Linked DNA regions of Mus musculus: region 1 is linked to region 2. The links are chromatin loops, found by intact Hi-C in ENCODE. Cell type or tissue: left cerebral cortex. All regions are shown on one strand. Each heading gives the region's core, and the rest is flanking DNA. Links, peaks and the distances in the headings are about the cores only.

What was found. Peaks named below come from ENCODE experiments on the same cell type or tissue, not always from the same donor. Only the 100,000 strongest peaks of a DNase experiment are listed, where the experiment ranks them.
Region 1: a loop joins it to region 2, with 2.1 times the contacts of the local background. A loop is called at or near these places in 1 of 42 quality-filtered maps.

Annotation. Positions count from the first base shown.
Region 1 is chr14:101,856,060-101,862,129 of GRCm38, forward strand. The region is part of intron 4 of Lmo7 (LIM domain only 7); the gene reads left to right. Among named protein-coding and RNA genes, the nearest start is that of Lmo7, 130 kb to the left of the region's middle. In left cerebral cortex, for the core only: no CTCF peak of the experiment used is centred there; a DNase peak (open chromatin) is centred at 3,756.
Region 2 is chr14:101,798,981-101,805,050 of GRCm38, forward strand. The region is part of intron 2 of Lmo7 (LIM domain only 7); the gene reads left to right. Among named protein-coding and RNA genes, the nearest start is that of Lmo7, 72 kb to the left of the region's middle. In left cerebral cortex, for the core only: no CTCF peak of the experiment used is centred there; a DNase peak (open chromatin) is centred at 2,835.

The DNA.
Region 1 (6,070 bases), core at 680-5,679, 57 kb after region 2:
TGGAAAGTATACATGTGGTGATTTTTTTGCTTAATGTGAAGTGATAAGATCTGCTTCTAATCCGGATCTTTGAGGTACCATATCATTTAAACTGGGAAATCCCACCTCTAATGGGGTACACTTTCTATTGGAGGCCCATATACTTGTAAGAAGGAAGCTTTTGATCTTGGCCTGCTTGCTCTCACCTTGCTGTCAAGTCCATTCTTTCACTGGCATTAGAGCCTACTTCTCTAGGGTTCCAGGACATTCTGAAGACCAGCTGAGACATCCAGGTGCATGCACTGAACAACTGCTGGATCCTTGGACTTCTATTCATAGTCATCCACTGTTGGATTAGCTGGCCATAGCCTGCAAATCATTCTAATAAATTGCCTGTCTGTCTCTCTATCTATATGGCATGTAATGTATTATACATGATATGTGATGTGGAATGTAATATGCTTATGTGTGTGTATACACATACACACATACTCACTCTGTAGGTTTTGTTACTCTAGAGAACCCTAATACACCACCTATCTATCCTCATTCTTATACAACATAATAAAGGCAACACTAGACCCTGTGTAGAGGGACCCCTGTGAGGATTAAAAGTTGCCACAAACAAAGAGCCTCGATGTTAGTTAGGCAAGACACAAATATTCTGAAACTACCAGGAGTTTTTCTAATATCTCTGATAGATATATATTCTCTTCTTTCCCAGAACTCCAGAAGTATGTACAATCTGCATGCCAGTTTTGTATGAAGAGAAGTAATGGCTTTGTGATTGGAAACATGGTAGTCTTGAGAGTATTGGAGGAGGGCACATCACTTAGATGATGGTACAGTTTTATCTTTGGAGAGGAATAAGTCTGAGAGAAATGAAGGAGCTGTCATTGGAGGATAAACATTCCTAGGGGGAAAATGTGGAGGAAGGAGACAGGTGGCCGCAGGACTCAGCCAGGACACTCTCAGTCAGGGAAGGTGGCAAAACTGGGTGACCAGCCTATAGTGTCCACCTGACAGCATAAAGAAGGCCCTGGGGGACCTCTGAATACTCTTAGAGGAGAGTTTTCTTTTTCCTTATTCGCTTTTGAGAGTAAATTAAGATTTTATTTTTTATTTTTTTTAAATTTTTTTACTAATAACTCTAAACCACAAGGCATGGAAATAACAGATTTAGAGAATAGTTACACTTTCCCCTTAATCTTTGGTCATTTTCATACTATAAGAAATTATACACATTTTATTTTATGAAAAACAGTATTTACCAGTCTTCTTGGGATAAAATATGAAAGTGAAATGACTTTGCTTCTTCATGTTAAATCTAAACAATAATGAAACTTGGACTTGGGTGTCCCACAATATTGGAACACTTGCCTAGAGTGCTTGATGTCCTGGGTTCAGTCTCTAGCAGCATAAAATTCAGAAAAAAAAAGGAGATAAAATTATAGAGGAAAGCATAACGATTCTTATTAAACTCATTATTTTGGGGCGATTACTTTTATTATTTCCTCAGAGACTTTTTTACATGTGGGCGACATGTCTCTAACTTTAGATAATAACCACAGAAAGGGTATCATTAAGAAGTTAGAAGTAAGTAATTATGTCTAAGGGTTAATTCCCTTTGAAATTAATTCTCAATGGGTGAAAATGCCAGATGCAGTAGGCCTTCAGTGTAGGAAAGTTCTCACTGATCTTTCCTTTGGGGCTGGAGGGTGAGTTCAGGGTCTTGTGAAGGCTAAGTAAGAGCTCTTTTGCCCAGATAAGCGCGCTCTCTCTCTCTCTCTCTCTCTCTCTCTCTCTCTCTCTCTCTCTCTCTCTCTCTCTCTCTCTCTCTCTCTCTCTCTCTGTGTGTGTGTGTGTGTATCCTTTTAGTCCTTTCAAATGGTTCCACTCCCTGGTGAGTAAGCATTCAAATGTGTGAGCCTATGGGGCCATTCATATTCAAGCCAGCACAAGAGTATTAAGCATGGTTTCCGTCTGTTGAGTGGGCTAATTAGACAGCCGTTGGTTACCATCAAGTTACAGGTGCTTCCAGTGCACCTGTCTGAGTATCTGTCATACTGGTGTAAGTACTTTATTGTAGTACTTCCTACCCATTCTGAAGTAATTTCACAATCAAATGTTAGGTGCCTTTTTTATGCTCTGTTGGAAGATTAAGTAGAAATTCGGGGTTACACTGTTTAAAAGTTTACTTAAAACATTTATTTTTATTTTATGTGTATGACTACTTTTGTTTGCATGTATGTTTGTACCGTGTGTGTACCTGATTCTTGTGAAGTCAAGAAGAGGGTATTGGATCCCCAAAATTTAGAGTTATAGATAGTTGTGAGTCACCGTTTGGGCACCAGGAACTGAATTCTGGTCCTCTGTAAGAGCATCAAGTGCTCTTAGTTTTTGAGCCATCGTTCTATCTATGCTGAAATCTTTCTTCAACAAATTATATATTAGAATTGCTGTTAAAGAATGTCTTAAGAATTACTTATTAGTTTTCTGCTATTAGTGATCATAACTGATTACAACTGAAAACAATATAAAAATAATTATTTTATTTTCAATTATGTATACGTATGTATCCTGTGTAGGTTTCTGCATGGAGTACATTTAGTGCCCATAGATGCCAGAATGGGGTATCAGATTCCTCAGTGTTATGGTTACAGGTGGCTAGTAGCCACCTGATGTGAGTCCTGGCATCCACATTTGAGTCTTCTAGGATAAACAGTATTTGCTCTTAACCTCAGAGCCACCTCTCTAGCACCTAAATAAGTTTTTTTTTTTTTTTTTTAAAGATTTATTTTATTAATATATGTAAGTACACTGTAGCTGTCTTCAGACACTCCAGAAGAGGGAGTCAGATCTTGTTGCGGATGGTTGTGAGCCACCATGTGGTTGCTGGGATTTGAACTCTGGACCTTCGGAAGAGCAGTCGGGTGCTCTTACCCACTGAGCCATCTCACCAGCCCCCTAAATAAGTTTTAATTCATGACTTTCAAAAGTTAACTTTCTTCTTCTTTGGAGGTATACTGGGATTTGAACCCAGAGTCATGAGCCTTTTACATCTTGCTTACATTTAAGGAAAGATACATATATTTTTTTTAATATAAAGGACATATCTGCCCTTCCTTGATGGCAAGTTACTTTTCTGTACAACCACTGCACATATTAATTTATACATATTTTGTTTTTATTTTTAAAAAGTTGGTTTTCCTTTCTCTCTAGTGCCTTCTGCCTCCACTTATAAGTAATTGTATTTACAGAAACCATACAGATGTTGTGATTGTGTGGGATTTCCAGTGAGGTGCCCTTGTGTCTGTGCCAGCTTCCCCTCACATTAGATGTTTTTTTCTGACATTTAGTTCAGACTCTGCTAAATGAAGGAAGTTTAGGTAACATAAAAGCTACGTCTAAATGCCTCGCACTGGTCTTCAGGGACATAACAGGAGTGAATGCAAGGGATGAGGAAGCTCAGGCACGTGACAGCAGTGTCTTACCCTTCTGACCGGACCGGCCTTTCAGAAATCCTAGGGCGGAAATTTCCTCAGCACTGCTTGAAGTGTTTTGTTCTGTGTGACTGAAGATATGCTTTTTTTCCTTTTACCTCTTTTGGCTTAGGTGTTCTCCACTGGAAACCATGGGGCGTTGCTGCTTATGGAGTGTTAAATAACCAGTTCCCTGACCTTCCCTGACCTTCAGAGCCCTGGTCCAGAGTGCCCTGAGAGGCAGCTCTGCAGTGCTTTCTGAAGCATGCCTAAGCACAGTGAACTGCATCGAGTGTTCTTTTATTTCTTAGTCAACACTTGAAAACCCTTGGCAGTAGCTCCAGGCTTTGCACTAACTTTGAGCTTCTTTGTGCTTTTTATTGCTTATTTTTAAACTCAAGTTGGGTTAAGGCTAGATGAATTATGTTTCGGTTTAATTTTCTTTTTACAAAAGTAGCCAATTTTGACGAAGCTATCACTTGGGTCCGGGTGGAGCTTTAATTTGCTGGGTTTCAAGGGCAGTCAGTGGCTTTCAATATTTTACAATTCTCATTATTATGTGTGAATGTGACATACATGTGTGGGCCCACCATGACACTTGTATGGAAGATAGGAAGACTACTTTATAGAGAAGAGTCTCTTCCATTTTTGTATGGGTTCTAAGACTCAAACTCGGATAGCATGAGGCTTTTGTACCAAGCGCCTTGAGCCACTGAGCCATCTGGTCAACTCAACTTTCAGTGCTTTGATCTTTTTAGCTTGCATCAAAATCCTCCAGATGAATCTTCAGATTATGGTACTAGACCTCTAATTCCAGACAGGATGGCCTTCAAGAGGTTCTTGGGGTTAGAGGAGGCAGTATAGGTAGACACTCTATCGCATCTGTGGAAGAACCTGGTGGTCACGGTCATGTGGTATTGAGGCGCTAGAATTCATGAGTTTCTGTGATGGGGAATTGTCTTGGGCCCTGTTTTTTTGGCTCTGAAGCTGCCGCTGTGGCCCCTTACTAGGGCAGCACAAGTGAAAAGATGAAGACTCTCGGGGATTAGATGGTGTAACCCCTTAAGTTCTAAGTGATGGCCAGGGATAATGGCAGTGAGTCCATAGAGTATAATACAGAAAAGGTTCCTGGGTAACACAGTAGAATTGGGTTGGGATCAGATGTGGTGAATGGGAGCAAGAGGGCTGGGGAAATCATTTCGTTCATGATCCTGGGAAGGTTTTGGAAAATCACTCATCAGTAAAATGAGAATTGGTGGCTCAGACCTGTAATCCCTGTAGCGCCTAGAATTCTTATCACGTAAGATTCATCTCAAAAACAAACAAAACAACAACCCCTAAAATCAAACCACAAAAATACATGAGTGGAGGAAATGGAAGCTTACTGCAGAATATGTGTCAGTTTAAAAGGCATTTAACAAGGTATATTGAATTGGAAAGCTGATAGGCATGCACAGTTGTATTAAACCTGAATTGGAAAGCTAGTTAGGGTATTAAAATCACATGCATTTACTCATTTCCAGTGGTTTACATAGGACACTTGGTAATACTCTCAGAATATTTTGAAATTACTATCGTTAGATGAAAGCACAAGTAGGACATAGAAGGATCATGCTTACACACACGTGCACACATGTGCGCGCGCGCACACACACACACATATGGAGTTAAAGGTGGTATGTATTTATGTAATCATGCAGAAATTTAAAGAAAAGTTCTTTATAGGAATTATAAGAAACAAGGTAATATATCTAAAGAAAATATGAAGGCATTTTTTTTTCTTGGATAGTAGTTACTTCACTTCATTTATTTCCAAGCCTAGCATAGGTTAGACTCATGAGATTTAAAAGTATCTTTATAAATGACACATTTCTCATTCTGTTTCCAAAGATATATATCGTATATTACATATATATGTATGTGCAGTTCATTTTATCAATTATATATAGTCTGTGATGTTAACTTATTAATTTTATGTATATTTAAAATTATATATATATATATATATATATATATATATATATATATATATATATATATATATATATAAATTTGAAAGTATACACACACACTTTGCTATGGGAAAATATTGTCTCTCATTAAAAGCCTTTTCTTAATTTATCTCAAATAGTTTTATGTGAAAATGTAGTAGCAATATATAGTTTTGAGTAGAGTTTCACTGAAATACAGCTGCTGCCCCTGGCCTGGTTGGCTGTGGATGTGGGTAGGAGTGGAGGATGAGAAGCAGGTAGGTGTCTTGGCTTTCCAGTGTTTGACATGCTGTGAATGAGGGTTTAGGTCAGGTAAATTCAGGTTTAAGTTTTAACTATGTAAGCCAGTGCTATAGAACTCTATCCGGAACTGGACACCTATTGTCCTCAGGACTGGCTTGACCACTTGAATGAGCCCCCAGGCATGTTGGTTGTTGATGTTCTCACAGAAGGTGGCTTTGGGAGGGCCATTGGATGCTCACTTGAGATTCTCTTCTGCCTCTCCTTCCTATAGTTCTGTCCTAACAGTCATTGCTGGCGTGAGAGGGAATGAGTACAGCATTTGGGGTTATCCACACCCCTAAAAGAGACCTCACCTGTGCTCTGTAAGGAAGCCTC
Region 2 (6,070 bases), core at 585-5,584:
TAAGCTATGGTTTCCTAGCAGCAAGAGGGAGGGGCTACTCACTTCCTGGTCCTGTCCAGAGTGCCAAGCACAGAGTAAAAGGAGGAGGGGACCAGATACATTGGCATAGGTTAGACCACACCTCCTACTCATCATCACTTCCTGACAATGTCATCATGTTAAGAATCCATTGAGGGATTAATCCAGTGGTCAAACCAAGGCTCCCAGGATTGCAGTTATTGCACTATATAGCCCATTAACAGACCAGCAAGCCCAAAGTGTATACCTATAGGGAAATAATTTCCCTTTCAAATTATAACACTCTCACAAAATCTAACCAGACTTTTCCAATACTTGTCATTATTTCAGCACTTACATAGAATAACAAACAGGCAAGAACAGGAAAAATTCTGTTAATAAAATGTATTGAAATCGCCTGCCCTAATATTATAACACATGACAAAATCGTCTAAGTACAATACTTTTAATGATATGCATGGTAAATGGATAAAATAAAGGTTCAGCAATCTAATCTCATGTATAAGAATTTATGTTAGAAGAGCTGAGAGTAAGTGGAGACGAGGTGAACCAGTCAGTTTGTGGCATTTGGGTAAACGGTTGGCTGTGAGTCACTTAAAATCCTTACTCTATATAGGGATGTAGTATGTAACAAAGTGGTAAAAAAAAAAAAAAGCTGGCTATAACTCTGGGATAAACTAGACAGTTTGAAATTTTGAGTAAGCAAATGAGGCAAGATTGTGACCAAATTCTTGACAAATGAGAAGATGGTTATTTGTAAATAATAACATCTCTACCTTCATTGGTGAGAATTAGAGTGCCACGTGCTCCTTTTGCTGCTGTTTGTTGAAAGTAGTAAATAATGTAAATCATTGTTAAAATGATGGCTCTATCTCAGAGGCACAGCTCAGTGGGAAAGCGTGACCTTAAGCTTGAGTGCCAAGACCCTGGATCCCAGCCCTAGTGCCCCTAAGAGCAAGAAGATGGCTGTGTTGTAGCATCAAGCTCTCTAGCTGAAAAAGAACCCTTGGATAGAAACTTAAACAAGTCTCAGAGAAACAACTGTGCAACACCTATCAAATAACTTTGTGCTATTTTATTAACACAAATAATTCATTTATCACATAGAGAATATTTTCCCAGTAACCATTCTTTTTTGGAGTTTGACTACGGATAGAGGAAGAGCAACATTTTAAAGCCTTCTCATGATAGAAAATATTAAGAACAAATACCTGAAACATAAAATTGGTAAAAATTGTTCTTATTAGCTGGGCGTGGTGGCGCATGCCTTTAATCCCAGCTCCTGGGAGGCAGAGGCAGGTGGATTTCTGAGTTTGAGGCCAGCCTGGTCTACAAAGTGAGTTCCAGGACAGCCAGGGCTACACAGAGAAACCCTGTCTTAGTAAAAACAAACAAACAAACAAACAAACAAACAAACAAACAAACCACTGACTACTCTTCCAGAAGTCCTGAGTTCAATTCCTGTGTGGGAGTGCTGGGATTAAAGGTGTGTGCCACCACGACCGGCTCTAGTCAGTGCTCTTAATCCCTGAGCCATCTAATAGTACAATATATACCCCTTTCAGACTGGTTTCTTTCAGTTACTAATATGAATTTAATTTGCTTCCATATCTTTACATTGCCTTATAGCTCATTTTGGTTTTGGAGCAAATGTTATCCCATTTTTTTGAGTGGGCCAGTTTATTTATTTAGCCCAATTTACCTAATATGAGAGGATTTCATAATGGTTTAAAGTTGTTGTCATTATGAATGAGACTTCTCTTTAAGGTTAGCCTGGTCTACAGAGCGAGTTTCAGGGCATTCAGGGATACACAAGAGAAACCGAGACTCAAAACAACAACAAAAGACTTCTATAAACATCCACATGCAATTGCTTGTGTGGCCACACATTTTCAACCCATTTGGTAACCACTGAGGAGTGGTACTGCTGCTCATATGGTACCACTATGTTTAGTTCCATAAGAATCTGCCACACTGTCTTCCAAGGTGTTACACTGCTTTCTTCTCCCTCCAGCAACGAATGGCCATTCCTGTTGCTCTATGTCCTTGCCAACATTTGCTGGTGTCAGGATACTGATTTGGGCCTTTCTTAGAGGTTAGTAGGTGTGTAGCAGTAATGCTGTTTCCAGTTTCCATTTCCCTGCTGACATTATCATGTGGAATTTTTTTTTTCTCATAGTTATTTTCTGTGCAACTTATTTGCTGAAACTGTTAAGGTCTTTGTTTCTATTTTCAATCAGTGGCTTGTTTTGTTTAAACTTGATGAGTTTTGAGAATTCTTTATTAATTTTAGTTTTTGGACTCAACAGATATGCCTCTTGAACATATTTTTCTCTCATTCTGTCTTTTCATTCTCCTGTCAACGTCTTTTGGAGAATGAACACTTTGAATTTTAATGAAGCTTAGCCTGCCAGTTGTCTCTTACAGAGATTTTTTTCCCCCTTTCGTTCTGTGTTGTCTCTTAGGAATAAAAGGTGTGTGATCCATGAGTTTTCTTTGTGGGGTCTGCGTCTAAATGTTATTTGTTCTGATAAGGTATAGAAAAGTCCCTGGTGTTCAATCCACTAGCCTGTAATTCACGAGACTGTTCAGAGTCGGAAGATTCTACGGTCAGGTCCCTAAGCTTTGCAGCATGCCCTTGTAACACTTTAATTTCAAGTTTTTTATCATCTCCCCCTCTTCCTTTTCCCCTTGCATGCACTCCCAGTTATTCCTTCTTGTTCTCTTTCAAATTCATGGCCTGTTTTCTTTAATTGTATATATATATATCCTTAGCTGTTCTTAGATAGATAAATATAACTCAGCAGAGGAACAGGAAGTCTGCTGTGAGATTGCATCTCTTAGAAATGTCAGGAAAGCTACACCCCTGAAGTCTCACCAACATTCCTGCCTAAACAAGACAGCTGAAAACAAGGATGACGTAATAGATATGGAAAAAGGGAGAGCTCACAGGGCCTGGACCCTAGCAAGGGACTACAGGCAATTAAGGACTGCTGAGAGCACCCCCCCCCCCATATTGGTTATCTAATACCAAATGGTGAGCCCTGAAAACATATACATTGCATGCAAGTTACATGATTTAGCTGTTTCCTGGACTCTAACAGGTTTCAAGCTTACTGACGAGGCTCAGTACAAGTGCCATAATGGAGAAATGACACCTACATTGGTTTTTGACTTGCTGTTCTTCCACATGGTTACCCACCTAAGCATTTGTTGTTAAATTTTTACTTATGTTAAAGTTAAGCATAGCTTTTTAAAAATCACTTATGCTTGAATACACTAATGCAGTCATAAAGTTTAATAGCAAATGCTTTTATACTTTTAAATTTTAGATGACAAATGCTGGTTATCTTACCTATGAGAATATGGTAACTATCTACTTGACGTGCGTTTATTTTAAAATATGAACGTAGAAGAAGCTATTGACTTATAATCTTGACACCTCCTGAAAGTAACTAGGTCAGATGACTGTATCTTGTGGCTTACTCTCCAGATCACCTTTGACAATTCAGGAGAGAACAATACAGTTTGTTGTACCTGGAACAGAGAACAGACAGAATTGGTTTTGTTGGCTTAAAAAAAAAAATTATGAGCCGGGGGTGGGGGGGTGGGGGTGGGGGGGTGGCGCATGCCTTTAATCCCAGCACTTGGGAGGCAGAGGCAGGCAGATTTCTGAGTTCAAGGCCAGCCTGGTCTACAAAGTGAGTTCCAGGACAACCAGAGCTACACAGAGAAACCCTGTCTCAAAAACAAAAACATAAACAACCCCCCCCCCCAAATTATAGCATTGAAGCAGAGTGATTTTCTTTTTTTCTTTTCTTTTTTCCAAATCGACTTCTTTAAAGAAGACACAGATTTTGAAAATGTTGCAGGAACCAAATATGTGTACACACACACACACACACACACACACACACACACACACACCAGATGGATTTCAGGGCTTTGCTCTAATCATTCATACTTATGTGCTTGCTCTGTGGCCAAGCCCTGCCCAGGGCTGTCTTTAGTAAGCATTCAAATGTTTAATGAGCAGAATTCCTGTCTGGAATAAAAGTAAGCAAATAAAGCAATACTCTATCAGTGACAGTCAGTCAGTCAAGCAAGCAACAAAAGATATTAGTGTCTTCAGTTAGTCTTCAGTTAGGTATCGTTACTGTGCCTTCTTTTTTTTTTTTTTTTTTTTTTGGGTTTTCTGAGACAGGGTTTCTCTGTGTAGTCCTGGATGTCCTGGAACTCACTTTGTAGACCAGGCTGGCCTCGAACTCAGAAATCCGCCTGCCTCTGCCTCCCGAGTGGTACTGTGCCGTTTTAAAACAAAATGTGGCATGGAGATAATAGCTTAATGAATAGAGTGCTCATCTTTTCTGCATGAATGTCTGAGTTCAGTCCCATGCACTGCTTCATCCAGGTGGGCTGACAAATCAGGGAATCAGAAGAGTAAAGTCACCCATGGGTGTGCAGAGCAAGTTCGAGGTCAGTCTGAGTGAGCTACATGGAACCTTGTCTTAGTAATCATAAAAATTAAAATAATCATAAAAATTAAAAACAGTAGACCTAATCATAAAAGTGATGTGAAAGATACACATTTGCATCTATGCTGTTAGAACAACATTGGTACAAACTGTAACAACTAACGTGAGAAATGTGCTTCTTGAGTGGATGGCTAATAAGATAACCCATAGGTCACCAATCCCTTCCATGTATCAATACATTCTTCCATGAATGGCTTTAATTTTTTTTTTTAATCTTTGAAGACAGGAAGTAAAAAAGATATCCCAGAATTTTGTACTTTGGATAAAGAGCTTTCTGATCAAGGGGGAAAATGAAGTTTGATAGAACTTTTTTTTTTCTTTTTTTTTTAAGATTAGCCAACAGTAGAATGTCAATTCAAGTTCTTAAAACCTTTCATGTCTGAGCCATGTTAAGTTTTATAGATGGCTTTCTGTGTGTCACACCTAAGTAGGGAAGTCAGGATATATCTACAGAGAGAAAGATCTGTGAAAGAAGCCAATGTTCTAGTGTAATTCTAAGGACAGTCCTTTGTGGGGAGGGGGACAGTGGGGAGGGATAGATAATAGCAAGGGATGAAGGAGGAAATGTAGGCATCTTGAGACAGAGCTTAGTCCATTTGGGCTACAGTAACAAGTACCGGAACATGAGTAGCTTGCATATAGCAGGAAGTTATTTCTCTCAGTGCTGGGGCCTAGGAAGTCCAAGCTCAAGGCCGCTGCAGACTGGGTGTCTGGTAAGGGCCCACTTCCTTTATAAGTTAACGTCTTGTCCTTTATAAGTGCTACTTTGTCACCACAACTTCCCATAGTAGAAGGGCAAGGCCTATTGACTGAAGGCACTAGTTGCATTCAGGAGGTTCAGAGTCATGATCTTGCCACCTCCCATAGGGCCCTGCCCTCTACTTGAACTATGGGAGTTTTAGGAGAGTCACAAACACTCAGACCATAGCAGTGGAGAAGCTGAGAAAATTACTTAGGTAACCGTGAGAGTACCCCAAGTTATTTTGTGTTCTAGTTTTAATCCTTCCCAAAAGAACAACCCTCTGATGTGCTAAGCAAGCAGTAATTATGTTTGTTCCTCCATAGAAGGGAAGGCTTGAGAGGGATAAAGATATAATTCTACTGGGCTGGAGGGATGGAACAGAGGGTTGCAGGCCAAGAACACAGGCCATGGGAGCATCTGGAAGTTTATCCTGTAATCTGATTCTTGCTTCAGAGCCAGTGACCTGAAGTCAGTGTCCCTTTAGAAAGTCCACATGTGAAATTCAAGACCACGTACTATGCAAAGCATTTCTGTTTGTAAAAGAGAGCATTTCCATACATGGGTACTTGAATTTCCTTTAACTTGAGGCCCTGCCTGTATTCCATTAAGTGTGCTTAAATTCATGGAATTATTTTTAGATCTCACAGAACATTTTTTTTTATCCTTGCAAGAGAATATCCTCAGAGTTCTTCCTTGAGAATCATAATTCATAACTCACCAAGTGATTTACATGCTCGGTATTTGTCACAACTGTATGCTCATTTCCTCCTCAGCC